Linked DNA regions of Homo sapiens: region 2 is linked to region 1. The links are chromatin contacts, found by Hi-C or POLR2A ChIA-PET in ENCODE. All regions are on one chromosome and are shown on one strand. The core of a region is the stretch at or near the end of the contact, and the rest is flanking DNA. Distances in the headings are between cores, read along the strand shown.

The links. A loop is a pair of places that touch in the nucleus more often than their neighbours do. ChIA-PET counts read pairs that join two places held with the same protein, here RNA polymerase II (POLR2A). Pooled maps may share reads with other maps.
Region 2: a loop to region 1 is called in a pooled map, with 2.1 times the contacts of the local background. The contact joins the enhancer-like site here to the promoter of ZNF341 in region 1. A Hi-C loop is called at or near these places in 2 of 168 maps with a recorded cell type or tissue (chondrocyte and endothelial cell of umbilical vein), 1 of 37 single-sample maps with no recorded cell type and 5 of 50 pooled maps. POLR2A ChIA-PET finds 5 or more read pairs at or near these places in 5 of 52 experiments (MCF 10A, OCI-LY7, Panc1 and 2 more).

Annotation. Positions count from the first base shown.
Region 1 is chr20:33,730,554-33,733,253 of GRCh38, forward strand. It overlaps ZNF341 (zinc finger protein 341), which reads left to right and starts at 1,443. Exons shown (of 15, transcript NM_001282933.2): 1 at 1,443-1,499. The coding sequence starts at 1,469. LOC124904890 (a long non-coding RNA gene) reads right to left here and starts at 1,430. Exons shown (of 2, transcript XR_007067569.1): 1 at 1,093-1,430. RefSeq lists enhancers at 1,014-1,073, 1,084-1,143 and a silencer at 1,254-1,963.
Region 2 is chr20:34,082,025-34,084,724 of GRCh38, forward strand. It overlaps RALY (RALY heterogeneous nuclear ribonucleoprotein), which reads left to right. Exons shown (of 10, transcript NM_016732.3): 10 at 1-2,700. Among named protein-coding and RNA genes, the nearest start is that of EIF2S2, 29 kb to the right of the region's middle. Within about 2 kb of position 1,272, at least 20 of the 41 ENCODE cell types and tissues checked have a DNase peak (open chromatin) inside an H3K27ac peak, as active enhancers do; they include OCI-LY7, where a contact is called at or near this core.

The sequences.
Region 1 (2,700 bases), core at 193-2,692:
CTCAGCCTCCCAAAGTGCTGGGATTACAGGTGTGAACCACTGTGGCCGGCATACACATTGTAATTAAATAACCTTTAAGATTTAATGTCGGTCTTTTTTTTTTTTTTTGAGACAGAGTCTTGCTCTGTCGCTAGGCTGGAGTCTGTGGCACGATCTCGGCTCACTGCAACCTCTGACTCCCTGGTTCAAGCAATTCTCCTGCCTCAGCCTCCCAAGTAACTGGGATTACAGGCACGTGCCACCATGCCCAGATAATTTTTATATTTTTAGTAGAGACGGGGTTTCACTAGGTTGGCCAGGATGGTCTCGAACTCCTGACCTCGTGATCCGCCTGCCTCGGCCTCCCAAAGTGCTGGGATTACAGGCATGAGCCGCCGCGCCTGGCCTAATGTCGGTCTTTCTTCCCACCTCTAACTCCATGGGAAAGGACCACCATGTCTCTAGAGCTATTACGGGACTTGGTGCATAGCAGGCCGTTAATAAGCAGTTGATGGAGGATGAATGAAGATGAGAGGGGTCTGTGTGTGTAGGGGAAGTCCCAGTGAGGAGCACCTCTCATTCTGTGAGACCTGGATAGGACCCCTCGGAGGCTGGGCTAGGAGTGGCTGGGGTGGGTGTTGGGGGTTTATGTGACAGAAATGGGGTCCCAACAAGCAGGGATGGAGGGTGAAGAGATGGAGTTACTTAAGAGATAATGGGATCCCCAGCACGGAGACCCACGCCTGTAATCCCAGTGCTTTGGGAGGCCGAGACGTGAGGATCGCTGGAGGCCAGAAGTTGACACCAGCCTGGACAAAATAGTGAGACCCTGATCTCTACAAAAAAATAAAAATAAAAATTAGTAGGACATGGTGGCGTGTGCCGGTAGTCCCCGCTACTCTGGAGGCTGAGGCGGGCTCCCAACAGGCAGAGTTGAGCAGGGTAGTAGGGGCGGGAAGTCTCTAATAGGGGATGAGGGATGGGAATCTATGTTGTACAGCCTGGAGATCCCTGTGACAGTTGGGTGGTCTGGGTGAGATGGGATAGGGGTCATGGTTTGTTGCAGAGTCGGGGTATACTGTGCTCAGCGGAAATGGGGTCCGTGCAGCAGACCTGGAGGACTCACGTGCTGTGGGAATGGGGGATTCTGTGTCAGAGCTGGGGGGTCGGGTCCGGTGAGATGGGGATGCGGATTTAGATAATAGGGATGGGAAGTTCCGCGTGTGCGGCGGATATAAGGTCGGTGTAGACTTGGTCGTTCAAGTGAGGCGGGGTCCACACTCGGTGGCCCGGTGACTGGGTTATCGAGTGGAGCCAGGGCAGCCCAGAGATGCTGGGGTCCCGCGAGCCTAGGTTGGGTTTCCAGGGCTGGGGGCTCGGCGGCGGCTCCTGGGCGCCCCCTGGCGGCCCCGACTCAACCGCCACGGCTCCCACAATGCTCGCGTAGCCGGGCTTCGGTTCCTGTGGCGGCGACGGCGGCGGCTCCAAGATGGCGCAGGCGATCTTTGAGGCCCTGGAGGGTGAGCGGCGGCGGGGCCGGCGGAGGCGGCTGTTCCGCGCTGCGCCCCCTCCCGCCGCGCCCTCGCAGCGCCCGGCCTAGGGCGCGCAGCGGCCGCGGGGCGGAGGGCGCCGGGGCTGGAACAGCCGCGGGGCGGGAGGGGCGCGGGCGGGAACAGCGCGGGAGCCGAGGCCCGGCGGGGGAGCTCCGGGGCCGGAACAGCCGGGGAGAGCCAGGCCGGCGGGGAGGGGGCTCGGGTCCGGAACAGCGCCAGCCTGGGCGGCCTTGGGCGGGCGCGGGAGGGGCTCCCTGCAGGGAACTGCGCGGGAGGCGACGGCGGGGCGGTCTGGAACAGCCGCGGCCAGGGAGGCGGCTTGGCGGCGCGCGGGGCCCGGGACGGGGGTGCGGTCGCAGCTGCGGGCAGGAGGGCCTCGGCGGCCTGACCACGAAGAACTTCTGCGGAGCGGACTGTATGCCTCGTGCTAGGACGTAGTCTCAAAATCAGACCACAGCAGCAGAGGCGCCACCTGTGTGCACAGCCTGGACTCAGAGCTTAGGGACCCAAGCCAGCAAACACCTGGCGCCTGCAGTGCGCACCGTGGCCGGTGCAGTTTTACAAATTAAACTGACACCGTGGGTGCTGGCGCGGTGTGCCCGGCCGGGACGCGGTGTTCCCAGACCCAGGCCAGCAAACGCTGGGTGCCGACAGACTGTTCCGTGCTCTGCAAGAACCTGGGATGGGGTTGGTGCTCAGGCTCAAAACTGTGGGCTTTGGAGACAGCAAACACTGAGCACCTCCATGTGTGCATCTGCTGGGCGTCGGGGAGGAAGGGCAGCCTTAGCGACTCGGGGCCATGGCGCAGAATAGATATTGTGGGAAATACAGACCAAGAATGGTCTTGGAGGAGTGGGATGAGATGAGTATACAGATAGGGTGCAAACTCGAAGTACTGGACTGGCGGGATGAAGCTGAAGCTTTGAGTCCTGCAGCTTCCTAGGAGATCTCAGCCACTCCCTGCACTTTTTAATTTTTTGAGACGGAGTCTCACTCTGTCGCCCAGGCTGGAGTGCAGTGGCGCGATCTCGGCTCACTGCAACCTCCCCCTCCCAGGTTTGAGCGATTCTCGTGCCTCCGCCTCCTGAGTAGCTGGGACTATAGGCGTGCACCACCACACCCGGCTAATTTCCTTTTTTTTTTTTTTTTTTGAGACAGAGTCTTGCTC
Region 2 (2,700 bases), core at 22-2,521, 350 kb after region 1:
GCTGGGCCTTGGCCCAGCTTAGTCAAATCAAAAGGCTTCTATTTGGAGAGCTGAAGAGGGTGTACAGAGGAAGGGGCTAGGTCTGCAAGGAGTGCCTCATCTCCCTGAAGAGCTCTCAGTGGAACATACTTCACCCATCCATGTACCCACATCTTTCCTTGCCCAGAAGGCGAGAGCCAGCTATAACAGACCCATTTCAATACCCTGGCAAGTCATTACTGCCCTTAGCTCTTGGTGTCCCCATCTGTGAAACATGGGGGACAGCTGCTAGCCTGGATTGGAACTTGGGCAAAGTCCAAAGAATGGGATTTAGAGCTGAATGAACCTCACACTGAGGGCACAATAGCACTAGGCACTGCCCCCAGAGCCTAGTGCTATATGCCTGCTGCAGGTCCTACCCAAGCATGCTTTACTGAGGAACTCAACGTTTCAGAGCTTGAGGGTCAGGTTGATCATGGGCTTGTGACCATAGGCTTCCTTAGTATGCCAGGCTTGGAGAACCGTGAGAAAAGCAGGGAAGATACCTTCAAGGGTAGCAGGCATCAGCTCTACTCACCTTGGCCCATAAGGCTTTGCCTGGTCATGCTGGCACCGGGTCATATGCTGGACAGGGAGAACGAGAGTCCCATCCTGGAACTCCAGAAAAGCCCCTGGATGCTCCAGCCCCTGGGAAAGCACACAGCCAGGCCCTTGGGTGGGAGGTTGGCTTCTAACAGTGCATACACATGCCCTTCCTCTGAGTCGGGGCAGCAAAAACATCCATTCCGCTGCGCAACAGTTGTCATTTTTCTAACATCTGAAAACTCCAGAAGGAGATGGTGATAAATGTGGTACCGGATTCTGCCTAAAGGATCAGTCTTTAGATGTTTTCAGATTGAAAGCCTCATTTGTGATCCTCACAGCCATCTTGAAAGAATAGAGCAGCCAGTGGGTATACTGGATTGTGAGCTAAGAGGCCTGGGACTTTCCCCCTGTTGCTGCCAGCCAGGTTGATGACCCTGGGCAAGTCTTTTTCCTTACCAGGTCTCAGTTTCCTCAGCTGTAAAATGAGAGGTTGATCTGGATCAGGGATAGTAAATGGGCCTTTGTTCAGTTACTGACTGTTGTATAACAAACCACCCCCAAATTTAGTAGCCTTAATAAACATTTATTAGCTCCTGAGTGAGTGGCTTGGCAGTTTGGGCTGTGTTCAGTGTGGTGGTTCTTATCTCATCTGGGCCCTCGTGTGGCTGAAGTGAGCTGGCAGATCAGCTGGGGACTGGCTGGTCTCAGATGGCCTCGCCCGCCTGTCAGGTGGTTGGCTGGGCAACTGGGCCACACGTTCCAGCATCTAGCAGGCTGACCCAGGATTCTAGACATCATGGCTGAGTTCCAAAAACCGCAAGAGAAGACAAGCCCAGTATGCGAGTGCTCTTGAGGATATTGCTATGACGTATCTTTTGGCCAAAGTAAGTCACATGGCTAAGCCCAAATTCTTCTTAACAGGAGGAGCTTCAAAATATGGCCATATTTAAAAAATCTACCTCAGGACTCATTTCACTTGCCAACTCAGAACTTTTAGTAGCAGCTGCCTGGAGTGCCTTTTGAGGATCTGCAGCAATTTTCAGACTGTTTGGAAATACTGACATGATAGTTTGGCAGTTTCTCTTATGAGCATGGAATTCAAGTGTGGGCACGTGAGCGTCAGGTATTTGCCATCCCTGGCCAGGTTGACCCGTAAGGTCATAACCTGCCCCATAGGATGTTATATGCAGTAGGCCTGTCTGACAAGACCACAGAAATAGAGAAGGCAAAGCAGAGCAAAAGATTCTGAGCCAGGCATCCTTGGTTTTCATCCCAACCAGATCATTGATTGATTGAGGTTTTAGGCAAATCAAAATCCCTCCACCAGTAGCCAGATTCTTCATAATAAACTTCCTCCATAACAGTAAACCATTTCCTGAACACCTGCTGTTAAAAAGCACATTTTACATTTACTTAATCTCCACAACCACCCTCAGTAGGTGTAGTAAGGACTTCTGGTTACAAGTTACAGAAACTGAATTCAGTCCTGCTTAGTGGGAGGAAGTTTATTGGCTCACAAATTGTAAAGTCCAGGGATCTTCAGACATGGGGACTTGGGTTCAAAAGCTGCCATCGAGAATCCGGTTAGCCAGGCATGGTGACACGTGCCTGTAGTCCCCGCTACTTGGGGGACTACAGTGGGAGATCATTTGCACCTAGGAGGTTAATGCTGCGGTGAGCCATGATCCTGCCGCTGCACTCCAGCCTGGGTGACAAAGCGAGACCCCAACTCAAGGGGAAAAAATCTGGTTTTCGGGCAGGTTCCAAGAAGTGGTAGAGCATGGCCATAGGGCCTGTGAGAATAGAGGGACAGAGGGGAGAATCCCCAAAAGGAGAGCAAGGCTTGGCTAACAAAAACAGGCATCCACTGTGTGGTTATGTCTATTCTATAGATTTTGTAGATGAGGTTTAAAAGCATGGCCCCAAGTAAAGGTGGCATCTCTATCCTATCCTCGCCTTTATCTAAACTCTGTGACCGATCAATAGCATATGATGGTGGTGGTGCTCTGCCAGTCTCCCAGTCCCAGACTGAAGCACTAGCAGCTTCCACTTATTATCTCTTGGGACTCTAGCTCTTGGGACCCAACCACCATGCTGTGAAGCAGCCCAGGCCACACAGAGAGGCCACGTGTACAT